Regions from separate parts of the Homo sapiens genome. Here region 1 is linked to region 2. The links are chromatin contacts, found by Hi-C or POLR2A ChIA-PET in ENCODE. All regions are on one chromosome and are shown on one strand. The core of a region is the stretch at or near the end of the contact, and the rest is flanking DNA. Distances in the headings are between cores, read along the strand shown. Region 1 holds the start of NECAP1 (NECAP endocytosis associated 1). Region 2 holds the start of CCND2 (cyclin D2).

Region 1 (6,664 bases), core at 240-2,739, 3.8 Mb before region 2:
TGCCTCTCTAACAAAAAAAAAAAAAAAAAAAAACGACGGCTGGGCGTGGTGTCACGCCTGTAATCCCAGTACTATGGGAGGCCAAGGTGGGCAGATCACAAGGTCAGGAGTTCAAGACCAGCCTGGCCAACTTGGTGAAACCCCATCTCTACTCAAAATACAAAAATTAGCCAGGTGTGGTGGTGCATGCGTGTAATCCCAACTATTCAGGAAGCTGAAGCAGGAGAATCGCTTGAACCCAGGAGGCGGAGGTTGCAGTGAGCTGAGATTGAGCCATTGCGCTCCGGCCTGGGCAACAAAGTGAGACTACATCTCAAAAAAAAAAAAAAAAAAAAAAAAAAGAACAAACAAATAGTATTTGTAACTGCTTTATTGCATTTCCTACATTCTTTCACATCCATTATATGATTTAATTTTACTCTCCCAAAAACCCTTGTTAAGCACATTATAAGAGCGCAGGTATCATCACTAACAGGTTTTTTTTTCTATTTTACAGATGAGAAAATTGAGGCTTGGAAAGGGCTCACACTCATATGGTTTAACATGAAGCCCAGTGAACTGTCTTTCAACTACATAATGTCCTATAGCATCCTCAGAACCTCACAGTCATTGGATTACAAGGTAGGTAGTTAGGCCCAACAGAGAAAAATGCTGCCTCAACTTTGGAGGGAAAAGGTGTAGGAGAGGTTAAGAAGGGAGGTAGGGAAGGAAGACAGAAAATACTATATAATCATCAAGAAAATACAATGAGAAGAAACAGAATGAACAACCGTTGTAAAGCTTATGATCATAACCTTTGCTCACTGGTAAAACTGCTGAAGGAAAAACCGAATGGTGGATGATGACAGTTGGTGACGAAATTGACAACAGTACAAAAAATAAATCAGATAATCCAGAGTGGCAAGCAACACGATTACCCATAAATGTGCATGGGGAACTGGAAAGGTGTGTGTGTGTGTGTGTGTGTGTGTGTGTGTGTGTGTGTGTGAGAGAGAGAGAGAGAGAAAGGATGAGGATGATAAGCTGAAGGACGCAGGGAAGAGCGAATGAAAGGGGACTGGCAATGGAGCAAGCACGACTGAAAGTGCATGATGGGGAGCAGATGGGTGCCCCAGGGGATTACGGGAGAGGCAGAGTGGAATAACGCAGAGTGGTAATTTAATAAAAAACAAAACAAAAAAAAAAACGGCAGAAATATGGTGATGACAGTCCAGAGTGGAGATGGAGCAGGTGGTCAGGGAGATGACAACCCAGGTAGGGAGGCTAGCAAGGTGACAATACAGAGGTAGTAGTGGCAGGGACGGACAGCGTGCTAGCTGAGAAGGAAGCTGTCATCTGCGACAGAGTACGCGTGTGCGGCAGCGCCTCGGGGTTAGTACCTGTAACCGCGGTTGGAGGCCCGGGGCGGAATCCGGTAGACGCTGACGTCTGGCTTCACACACAGCACAGACTCGTACTCCAACTCGGTCGCCATCTTGGGTCCGCTGTCGGCGCTGCCGGGGGCGAAACGTAAGACCGGAGGCGGAGCACGGGAGGCGGAGATGCAAAGCGCGACAACTTCTGTTGCGTCACTTCCGCGCGAGTTCAAGTTAGTTTCTGAGATTAACCTTTTCGGTGACGCGGGGAGCCATATTGAAACCTGGAAACGATGAGGCTGCACGGCTCACCGTCTTGGATAATGGCAAAGATGGCCTGCAAGTGCGTGACTCTCGTTATGGAAATCTCTGTCCTGGAGAGGTGCTTACGAAAAGCGCCATCTTACTCTAGGCAGGTGCCTGGAGTGTCCTACGAGGACGAGGACCATATTGAATCGTGACGGATTTTCTTACAGGAGTCACTTCCTAACTGTAGTCTCCTGGCAGAAAAGAGGCAACCTCCAGCCGGTAGTCCCAGACGAGGTACCTGCAGAGAATGATGTATGATCTGGTCATAGACACCGTGGATTTCAACTCTCCAGAGTCTAAACGCTGAAAACACCCAACTTGATTTAGTGCCTTACACTCTTTATCTCCGATTTTTCAGGACGACACCTGTTAAAATGTTTTGCCACACTTTCGGCGTGTATTCCGATTATCTTTTTGGAAAATTTGATCCTGTTAAATAGACTATACGTGGGATCAACCCAATTCCTGATAAAATCGGAAGCATAATGAACTATCTAATGGCCTATATTAGCTCCCAGTTCTATTATAATGATAAATGCTACCGAACTCTCACCATAAATATGCTTTTTCTGCGCCCCAAAGGTAAACTTAACCACAACACCCTGACAGTACAGATAGCAAGTGGCAAAACTGAGACAGAAACTCAAGCCTGCCTCATTACAACAGCAGCAGTCTTCACCGCTGCTGGAGCTGGCAAGGTCACCAAGTCTGCCCAGAAAGCTCAGAAGGCTAGATGAATATCATCCCTAATACCTGCCACCCCACTCTTAATCAGTGGTGGAAGAACGGTCTCAGAACTGTTTGTTTCAACTGGCCATTTAAGTTCAGTAGTAAAAGACTGGTTAATGAAAACAATGCATCGTAAAACCTTCAGAAGGAAAGGAGAATGTTTTGTGGACCACTGGTTTTCTTCTTCAGAAGGAAAGGAGAATGTTTTGTGGACCACTGGTTTTCTTTTTTGCGTGTGGCAGTTTTAAGTTATTAGTTTTTTAAATCAGTACTTTTTAATGGAAACATCCAAAAATTTGTCACAGAATTTTGAGACCCATTAAAAAAGTTTAATGAGAAAAAAAAAAAAAGCAAACCTGCCTCTAATTTGTCTGCTCCACCTTGGAAAGTGATATCTTAAATTTCAAAAAGAATTACCACATTTATCCCTGGCGAGGACGTGAGGAACAGTCTAATCTCATACACTGTTGGCAGGAATGTAAATTGGCACGGCATTTTTAAAAGGGAAATTAACAGAATTTATCAAAATATTAATTGGACGTAATCTTCAATTTAGCAGTTTCACTAATAAATATTGTAGAGAAATCCTTATATGCACAAAAAAGTATGTACAATAATACTACAGCATTGTTTGTAATAGTGAAAAAAATGGAAACAAAATGACCATCTATCAATGGGAAATGGTTAATGGTATATCTATTACTATGAGATGTTTTGAACTAAAGGGTTAGCCATTGAAAGAGATCCAAGATTTTTTAAAGCCAACTGCAAAAAACATACAGCATTATCAACTTTTGTCGAAACACCCCAAAATTATATATGCATGCATGTAAATGCATTGAGAAGGCTTTCAAAGGATATAAGGCTAAGTGGGGGAAAGAAACTTATTTTCTCCTCCATATATTTCTCTGTTGTTTAAGATTTATATAGCTATTATTGTCACTGAATACATGTTAAAAGAAAAATAAAGACAGAAAAGTGGTTTATTACTTGTTGTTCCTTATTTCTGACCCTATGATCTCATCTGAAGCCTAGGTCATATGACTACACCACATTGTACCTCTTTTTTTTTCTCTGTTCTGTGTTATCACTGGCAATCATTTTTGGAGGATTCTGGCTTCTGGTTCACCTTCTTACTAGTTTATACTCTTCCTCTTCTCCCAAATCTTTTAGAGATTTCAAAGCCCATATAGTTAACTCTTCCTAGCCATACAATCTCTTGACATAAATTCTAACTATCTTTACCTCTCTTTTCTACCTCACCTGTTCTTCTTCATGTTCTGCACATTGTTAGCCTTCTCTTTATTCCTCCCATCTCCTTGTTTCAACAGTTCTCTTGCCAGCATCCTTAAGTTTCCTTTCCTCTTTGTCTTTCCATCACAGCCAACCCAAAAGACTCCAGTCTTATATATTCCAACCATCTCCCTCCATCATTCTCCAAAAGCAAATCACACAATTATAAAGATTGGTGTCCCTAAAAGTTTATGGGTTTGAGTCTCAGCTTTGCCCTTAACACCCAGATTTGCCATTGCTAGTTTTTATTTTCATTCCCTTTAATGGTTGTTCCAAATTTTGCTGCCCTTTCAGGCCTTCAACTCTAAGTCTTCTCTTTTTCTTTCTTGACAGGTAAAACATCTTACTACTTCCCTAAGAAAATAAAGTTTGTGTGAACTCTCTCAACTTAATGACACCCTATTCATACTCCTATCTGCATCTTCATCTATTCTTTCTCCTATCCACTTGTGTGTGCCCTGGATTCTCCTCAGGGACCAATCTCCTCAGGGACCTGGTTAATCAGTTATCTCCTTTCTTTCCTGTATCTTAAAACTCATTTTCCATTCACCCCTTTCCCTCACCATGTAAGTATATTCAAGTCCTTTCACCTAAAAAAAAAAAAAAAAAAAAACCCTTACTTAACCATGTTTTTTCTTTATATAAATTTAAATTTCCCTTCTCTTGCTTCATCTCAACAGAAACAGAAAAAAATACAGTCTTCCTCACTCTCACCCACGATGTCTTCTCTAGCTTAACTGATCACATTGCCATAATTTTCCATACATGCCATTTTTATTCATGCTGAACATATTTGTCCAGACTGAAATGCACTTCCCGTTCATTCCTTGGTAAGATGCCTTTAGATCTAATCTAAATATCAATTTATCTCAGAAGTTTTCCTCAACTTCTCTAAATAGAACTGGTAACTGCCTCCTCTATGCTCCCACAACATTTGTACAGCTGTTTTAGTTCTTAGCACATTGCATTCAACTGCTTGTTGGCATCTCTGTTTTCCAAGGGAAAGAAACAGGTTTGTGTTTTCCCAGTATCTAGCACAGTTTTCAGACTATAGTAAGAACTCTGTATGTTTATTTGCTAAATGAATGATCATTTCAGCCTGCCTTAACAGGGATGATTTGTTCTTTCCCAATCAAAATAATTAAAAATGTCTTGGGCCGGCACAGTGGCTCACGCCTGTAACCTCAGCACCTTGGGAGGCTGAGGCAGGCAGATCACTTGAGGTCAGGAGTTCAAGACCAGCCTGGCTAACATGTTGAAACCCTGTCTCTACTGAAAATACAAAAACTAGCTGGTCATAGTGGTGCATGCCTGTAATGCCAGCTACTTGGGAGGCTAAGGCAGGAGAATTGCTTGAACCCAGGAGACGGAGGTTGCAGTGAGTCAAGATCATGCCACTGCACTCCAGCCTGGGCTACTGAATGAGACTCCGTATCAAAAAAAAATAAACTAAAATAAAAAAATTAAAAATGTCTTGTCTCGAACTTATCTTTGCCCACCACCGGGGGGTAGTAGCTACACAGCTCACAGGTTCTGGGCTGAGTAGACTGTGCTAAGTCAAGCTAGTGTTCTTGTATGTGGCTTTGTAAGTATATGATTTAACCAAGTTTAACAAAAGCTTGTTTTTTTAAATGCATTGTTGAAATTCATGGAGGCCTTACCCATCTCAAATCTTGGTCACTTTTAGATGTCATTTAAACATGAAAATAACTTATGGTTTTCTTAACTTAGCCCTACCAGTAACATATTTCCCAGCTCTTCTTTACGCACACACAAAAAGGTATTTATCACAGATTAAATTCTGACTTATCATTGCTCAGGGTACTGCTATCAATGGTATTTGTTAAAGTATAATTTTCCTAAATCCTGAAGTTGCTACACATGCAGTGGTAATAAAAATTGTAATGAGATTCGAATCATAGTTTACAGGATTTTTTTTAGCTAGAGTGGACCTTAGTAACCTTTCAGTTCAGATCTCATCCAAAGACATAGTTGGTGATGCAGTCAGGATCAGAACTTCATATCTCATGATTTACAAACTAACACTCTTTCCACTGTGAGATAGGTAAGGCCTCCATCAATTTCAACAATTCAAAAAACGAACATTTTTTAAAGTTGAAAACGCTGTGTTGGTCTTACCATGATCTCATATTTTAATCAAATAGCAGTTAAAGTCAGCCATTGACCTAAATCTAGCCATACCTACTCCTTGCTCTGCAGTGTTGTGCTGTAGCTGCTGTGTCAGGTTAAACTGGCTTTGCTTGTAAATTTGACAATCTTCAAATCTGAGGGGTAATGAATTCTAACTTTGATTTATTTACTGCTGTATCCCCAACACCTAGAACAGTGCCTGGCACATGGTAGGTGTTCAATCAATATTTGTAGTTTAAATGACAATAATCTAGAAACCTAGAGAGAGAAAAAAATAAAAAAGATTGAGAGTCCTATAACTACAGAACTTAGGATCAAAGCTACTTTAGTATTAATACTATTCATGAAGAAAAGACATCAGGTTCTACAGCCTGAAAAGCAAAGGATACGTCTCACTTGGGACACTTTAAGTTAGAATTCTGTTTCCTGATGATTTAAGGGAAATATCCTTTCCTCCTACATGTCCAAGCTATATAATAGCTTCAGAACATGAATAAAACTTGGCCCCAGGGAGATTTACAGCAATGACTCACCCTTTGTGACTCTCCGCTGCTTAATGAGGATGTGAGGCATCTGGCAGGTGCTGGGTGTAATTAGGAGAAGGACCAGGCCCGAAAACTAAAGATATCTGCTTTTTCCCCCAACTCCATCATCCCCCTACTACACCATCAAACGAAAACCCAGCAGAAAGAATTTCTACTACCTGCTATGGTTACTAGAGTGCAGATGACTTACTAAGGAAATAGCTGATTTCCAGAGTGATGAGCTTATTCATTGAAGAGCCTTAGAGGACATTTCTTACACCCCAGATTGTCAAAAATTTAAAT
Region 2 (6,334 bases), core at 3,349-5,848:
TGTCTCTATCACCGAATTAATAGTCTTTTTAATCTTCATGGAAAAATGATGCACACAGATAAAGCTCAAAATAAGGTTCCTTGGCCCAACTCCTTGGCAACCAATTAGCTTGCTTTTACTTAGTGCCAAAAAGTGCCTTTATCTCTCTGCTGCTCAAACTCCCCTTTTACATATCAGGCAGAAATTCTGGGGATGTGACACTCAGCCCTTTCCCCTAAATGTTTCACAGGCCATTGTCATCATGACTAAAGGACCACATGGTCATTAGCAACCTCATTTTGCAGATGGAGGTGATCTGGGGCAAGGTGAGGGTGCCTGCTCAGTGTCACAGCATCCCTCAGTGCAAGTGTGGGGACCACACAACCCTGTCTCTTGGGTCTCTCACCAGCAACCCACCTGAAAAAGAACCTTGTTTCCCTCTTTCACTGAGATACTTACGGGAAACTGTGCTCAAAGGGAAACGGTCCAAAATAAAACATTAAAAATATCGTATGTGCTACCAGAAAATATGCCTATCCACTGAGCTGTCATCAGAAGAATGAGAGGCAGGGCCTGTTTGCCAATGCACCCTCTCTCCCATTCACCTGGAGAACCTGGAATCTCTTTCATTTGCTAAACCAGCAACCAGAGCACCAGTCCCACAGCTGTGGGGCTGGGGGTGATTCCCTTTCCCTCCCAGGCCTCAGCCTTCTCATTTGTAAAATAGGACTCTTCCAAATCCCAACTTCTGGGATAAAGGGAATAGGAAAAAGCCAAGTTTGTTTGTAGCAATATATTGCTTGGCTAGTCCTGGAAAGATTTGGGTGTCCTGAAGAACATCTCAATTCACCATCCTCTCGAAACAAATGAACCATATGAAGATGATTTTTCCTGCTCTCTCATGAGAAAAACAAATTGGTTCCCAATTCTAACAATGTTTTCTTCATAAGCTTTAAAATCTGCCTTGGCTTTCTGTGTACAGCCGGGGTAAAGCACCCCAATAAACTACTAAACCACCATCATCTTCAAAGATGGCTTGAAATGCCAGCCCTTCCTCTTCACAGGGTAATGCGAGTACGAACCACTGGTCTTGCACCGTTATTAAAGGAAGCAGATCTCCCAGAAGAAAGCACCTTTCTAGGCCTCTCGGACCAAACCAGAAGCAGCTAAAACCTGGCAGCGGTTCAAAGGTGAAGTCATTCAGGCCCCTCTCCACATTCTCGGCAATTCCTCCCCCAACCTTGTGCATGTCTTCCACTAGATGGCAGCAGAGCCCCAGAAAGGAAGGCTCCTCACAAAGAGCTCAGTTCAAGAAGCCAGCCTCAGCCCTGTGGACTTTGTGCGGGCCCTACCAGTGAGGAGGGGGAGGGGCGGGAAGGAGGGGGTGCTTTTCTGAACAGTGCAAAGAGGGGTGTGCAAACCACCGAAGGTGGGCCTTGGAGCCGCTATTCCATGCGGTACAGCTGCAATATGGTCGTCTTATATGTCAAGCTGCAGGGAAAAGGAGTTAGATCAGGTGGGAAAAAGGTTCCCTGGTAGAAAAGCAGAGATAAGACAGGATCCCTGGGGTTGTACAGAGGTCACAGTCCCACTGGAGGTAGGAACCCAGGCCTCGGACTCCTTCAGTGAAAGGCCACATTTTGACTTTGCTCAAAAGTCAATGAACTGATATTTAGTGAACAGCTATTATGTGTTGGTATCTTGAGACTTTGTAGATATAGAGGGCATTACCTTTGAACTCCAAGTTTTTAGGAGACACCACAGCCACATACCTATCATGTGAACACGTTCTCAGACTATTTTTGGAAATTTGGAATTTAATTAAAATATTATCACTGTTAATTAAAATATTCCATGCGTCCCCTACACACATGCATACACAATTGCAAATGAGTCTCACCAACCCAAATCTCCATGAGGATCTTATTCACAGATGTAGCCTCAGTGCTGGGCACGGAGCCTGGGCACATAGTAGGAACACACAAAAAATAAACAGTGGTTTCCTATTAAATGAGCTATCGCCCATAAGTGGGTAAATTCTATTGGTGGGGTCATTCTGGATCCCAAGAATTTGCTCTGGCAGTGGTGATAGAAGGCATATTGTTGGCCAGGGGAAAGCGGGAATCGCAGAAAGGAAGGGAGGAAGGGGCCGGTCATTACCAGCAGCTCCTGAGGCTTGATGGAGTTGTCGGTGTAAATGCACAGCTTCTCCGCGGTCAGCGGGCTGGTCTCTTTGAGTTTGGAGGCCAGGAACATGCAGACAGCACCCAGGAGTTGCAGATGGGACTTCGGAGTCGGGACCCCAGCCAAGAAACGGTCCAGGTAATTCATGGCCAGAGGGAAGACCTCTTCTTCGCACTTCTGTTCCTCACAGACCTATAATGGGAGTGGGAAAGGGTTGGGGGGCGGGGGTGGAGAGCATAGCATCAGCAAAAGAGAAAAAGAATAAAAAAGCGTAATCTATCGAAACAAAAAAAATTAATTTTTTTTTGTGGGAGGGGGAGGGGACCAGAATGCGTGATAAGAATAAAGAACAAAGATGAGGAAACTGGAGTGAATCAGAATAGCCCATCAGTGCTTTGGTATTCCCAGGGATCCTATAAAAGGGGGTGAACTACAGCTCCAAAACGGGGAGTCGGAGAAGTGCGCAGCAGCCGCGGCAGCTCCGCGACGCTCCCTTTGGCTACTCCTTCGCGCACTCTAACTCACTCACTCTTTTTTGGATTTCGTCATCTTTTCAAAAAATCAATAAAAATATTCTGGAGGCTCCGGGGGTCCACTTCTTGGTCTCATCCGGATCCCCAGATCCTCCTCTATCATTCCCGACAATTGGAAAAAATGTCTGGGGGGGTCCCTGCGGCCCAGGGGCCGCTTTTGGGGGGGCGGGTGAGGAGAGGTGGGGAAGAGAGGGGGAGGGAGGAGAGGAGGAAGAGCGCCGCAGCCTCGGCAGCTGGAGTCGGAGCAGGGGGGGATGGTTTCAAAAAATAATTAAAAATCGAGGAAATATCCTAGAAAAGCCCTTTTGGCGTGAAAACCCCAAAGAAGAGCCAGGCTTCCCGAAACAGAGGTTTCGGGTGCCAGAAAGGTCTGTATTCCGACCCCTGGGGCTTTGGATCCCGGGAGGAAACTTGAAGGGGTGAGCGCCGCGGCGGGAGTGTCCGGCTGCGGCCCACAAGGACAGAAACTAGGGAACGCGGTGACGAGCGAGGGGAAAGACGGGAGCAGAGAGCCCTGGAAAGAGGCACGGGGGGCTCCCACCTCTCCTTCAGGGGTGACCCGGTATCCCCCCTACACACACCCCCTCCCCCCCTTCCTACCCCACCCAAATCTCCGCACCGAGGAAGCTGGAAAACCAAACTGTAAGTAATCTTCGTGAGGTGGGGGGTGGGGGAGAGGGCACGATTAGAAGTGGGGTGGCCGGGATAATGGGGTGCGAGGGTAAGCGGGCGACGTTTCCCAGCCTTTCCAAAGGGAGTTTGCAAAGCAACATGGCGAAACCACGGCAGGTCCAGAGCTGTGCATACGTGGGCACACGGCTCGCTGGGCAAAGACTTGGAGTGAGGGGCAAGAAGCGGTTCTTTTGGGTTCCCCTGAAACACGCGTTTCTTCAATGGGACTTCCGGGGCTCCCGAATTCCCCGTTTCTCTCCTTCTCCCTCCTCCCTCCACCTCCCCGGTGAAGTGCCAGCGCGGAGTCGCGACCACAGGCGGGGACCTGAGGCCAAGACGAATTTGCTCTGGCCTTTTGGGGGGGGTTGCCTTTCTACTCGGGGTCCCGATTTCAGGCCCCGACTCTCTTCCTGGCCGCAGCGCAAGCAGCCGCGGCGGCTTCGCAAAAGACAGGTCGCGAGGGGGGTGGGAAGAAGAGGCAGCCACATGCAGGAACACGCGCGCGGGATGCTCCCCTACCCCCGCCCAGGACAGCCTCGCTTCTCCCAGATTTTCCTCCCCCCTCTGCCTCCCCAGTTTATCTGGAGAGGAACAGAAATAAAGCCACGCGTCTCGCCAGAAGGCGCGCGGTAAACTCCCGCACAGGAGCCGGGAGGCCGGCGCGGGGATTGCCCTCTCCCAGGTTTAGGGCTCCGGCCGGGGACCCGAGCATCCGGAGGGGTCCTGGCTCCTGGCGAGCGCCACCCCCCGACCTACCTCCAGCATCCAGGTGGCCACCATTCTGCGCATGTAGGGTTGGATGTCCTTCTGCACGCACTTGAAGTAGGAGCACTGCGGAAGGTAGCGCTCCTCGATGGTGAGCAGGTTCTGCAGGACGCGGTCGTCTCGGAGCAGGTTGCGGTCCCGCACGGCCCTGCGGACCGGGTCCACCTCGTGGCACAGCAGCTCCATGGCCAGCCCGGCGGCCCCTCTCCCTCCTGCTTTCCCCGGCCTGGAAAAAGGTTTTTCTGTTTTTGTTTTTTGGAAGGGGAGGGGAGAGCGTTCCCCTGACCTCCTTCCTTTGGCTAAATAGGGGGTTTTCGGGGGAGAGGTGAGGGCAGAGAGAGAAGGTGGAGCAGAAGGGAGGCGAGGATTGGGTGGTGGGCGAGCAGAGCCTCGGGGCTGCCTCACTCGCACCGGTCCTCCCCTTAAAACTGGTCTCGCTCTCCCCTGCTCGCTCTTCTCCGCTCTGAAGCGGTGACGCAAGCTGGCTGGGCAGTTAGCTCTCCTCCCTCTCCCCGCGCTCCCCGCTCTGGTTCCTCCTCCCCTTTCCTCCCCTCCCGGTCCTCCCCTCCTCCTTTCAATCTCTCCCTCCCTCCCTCCTTTTCCCCTCTCGTTATTAAGGAGAACAGCAGCTGGCCCGACCCAACTTCAAACGCGGTCCCCCGCCACCCCCCACCCCTCTCCCTCCATCCAGCCCTGCATGCCAGGGGCCCCGGACAGGGCAACCCACAAAAAACTACCGACTCCTATTTCTGCCCTCTAATTTCACTCATTCTGTAGGTGTAGCACGCCAAAATACGACCCTCCAACTTTGGCTTCTTCAAAACGGATCCTAATCCTCCTGCCCTTGTATTTAAGATCCAGGAATGTAGGGTAGATTATCTGAAGATGGGGTGACCTCAGACAATTTAGAAATAGGTCCCTTAAGTGAAAAATAAGGGAGGGGGTGATTTTAGAAAATAGCAACCTCGCATACCCAGAGATAAAGGTCATGTCCCTGAAGTCTGTGTTCCTGATAACTTCGAAGCTGTTTCGAAAGCCCCGATTAAAGGGACCAGAACAACGTCCCTTCTGCCCCCCCCTGCAGAGTGTGTGCAGAGGAAGAAGAGGGAGGGAGAGGTGGGTATTAGGAAGGAAGGGGGGTGCTTCTCTGGAGGGATAGAATGTGATCCTCGAGCAGAAACCATCGTGTTTCTGGGGGCTCTTCGGGCGCCGTGGGGCGACGCGGTGCAGCGTCTAGGGCCGCCGCAGGCCGGGGGCAGGGCTCCCAGCGGTTCCCCCGCGGCCAGCGGCCACGCAGGAAAAACCCGCTTCCTCGCCCCTGCATCTGCTGACAAGCCGCCCGAGGTGTCTGCGCTGAGCGTGGCCACACCGATGCAGCTTTCTAGGAAATGGCCCGGGAGGGGGAGGGGGCGAGTGAGGGATTAGGTCCGGCTCCCCCTCGCTCCCCCTGCGCAAACACCACCACCCCTTCCTTTCCCCGGAGGCATGAGGCCTCCACGCTCGGTCCTTCGCCCGCATCCTCGCCGACCCCTCCGGTTTCGCGCCTCACTCGCCAGGCTTTCTCCCTGGGAGCCGACTGCGGTGAAGTCGCCGCCAGCACGGTCGGCCCTGACACGTGCTCTAACGCATGCTTGAGTCAAGGCTGTCTTTACAGGAGATACGATCTGGTGGCGTTTCTTCACCTCCTTCCTCCCGTCACCCCCCACCCCCACCGCGCCCTTTGGTGTATTTCACTCCAGGAGGAAGGGGAGAGACCAGCGCCCTGATGTGCTGGCCAAGCTGGCACGTGCAGCGGGCATGGCGTGGCTCGAGCTCTCTGGGCACACCGAGGCCGACTGAGTGCCTCCCTCACCGAGAGAGGGGGCCCGGGCAGGGGCGCGGAGAGCCAGCAAGGCGGGGTGGGGCGCGGGCTGGGTGAGCCGTACACTAGGTTCCCTGCAAGGCGGAGGAGGGGAGCGAATAAACTAGAGGTGCAAGCGATTAACTCAGGCCCCGGAGCCAGCCTCTTTAAACGAGGGTGGGGCGGAAGGGGTGGTGGGGGGGAAAGGAGGGGATATCGCTTTAAAAGGGTGAGGAAGAGTTTGGGGCGCCGTCTCCCCTCCCTCTATTTGCATAGCCAATAGCTCTGGGGCTCCTGCTACTGCGCGCTGATTGTTACCGGGCAGATTACTTTTTTTTTTTTTTTTTTTTTTTTTTTTTAG

What was found. A loop is a pair of places that touch in the nucleus more often than their neighbours do. ChIA-PET counts read pairs that join two places held with the same protein, here RNA polymerase II (POLR2A). Pooled maps may share reads with other maps.
Region 1: a loop to region 2 is called in a pooled map, with 6 times the contacts of the local background. The contact joins the promoter of NECAP1 here to the promoter of CCND2 in region 2. A Hi-C loop is called at or near these places in 5 of 50 pooled maps. POLR2A ChIA-PET finds 5 or more read pairs at or near these places in 2 of 52 experiments (CD4-positive, alpha-beta T cell and OCI-LY7).

Annotation. Positions count from the first base shown.
Region 1 is chr12:8,077,099-8,083,762 of GRCh38, reverse strand. NECAP1 (NECAP endocytosis associated 1) reads right to left here and starts at 1,489. Exons shown (of 8, transcript NM_015509.4): 1 at 1,380-1,489. The coding sequence starts at 1,474. RefSeq lists enhancers at 1,247-1,306, 1,377-1,596, 1,028-2,227, 6,133-6,634.
Region 2 is chr12:4,272,026-4,278,359 of GRCh38, reverse strand. CCND2 (cyclin D2) reads right to left here and starts at 4,598. Exons shown (of 5, transcript NM_001759.4): 1 at 4,125-4,598; 2 at 2,140-2,355. The coding sequence starts at 4,319. CCND2-AS1 (CCND2 antisense RNA 1) reads left to right here and starts at 2,176. Exons shown (of 2, transcript NR_125790.1): 1 at 2,176-2,301. RefSeq lists silencers at 4,668-4,757, 5,288-5,407, 6,188-6,307, 6,292-6,334.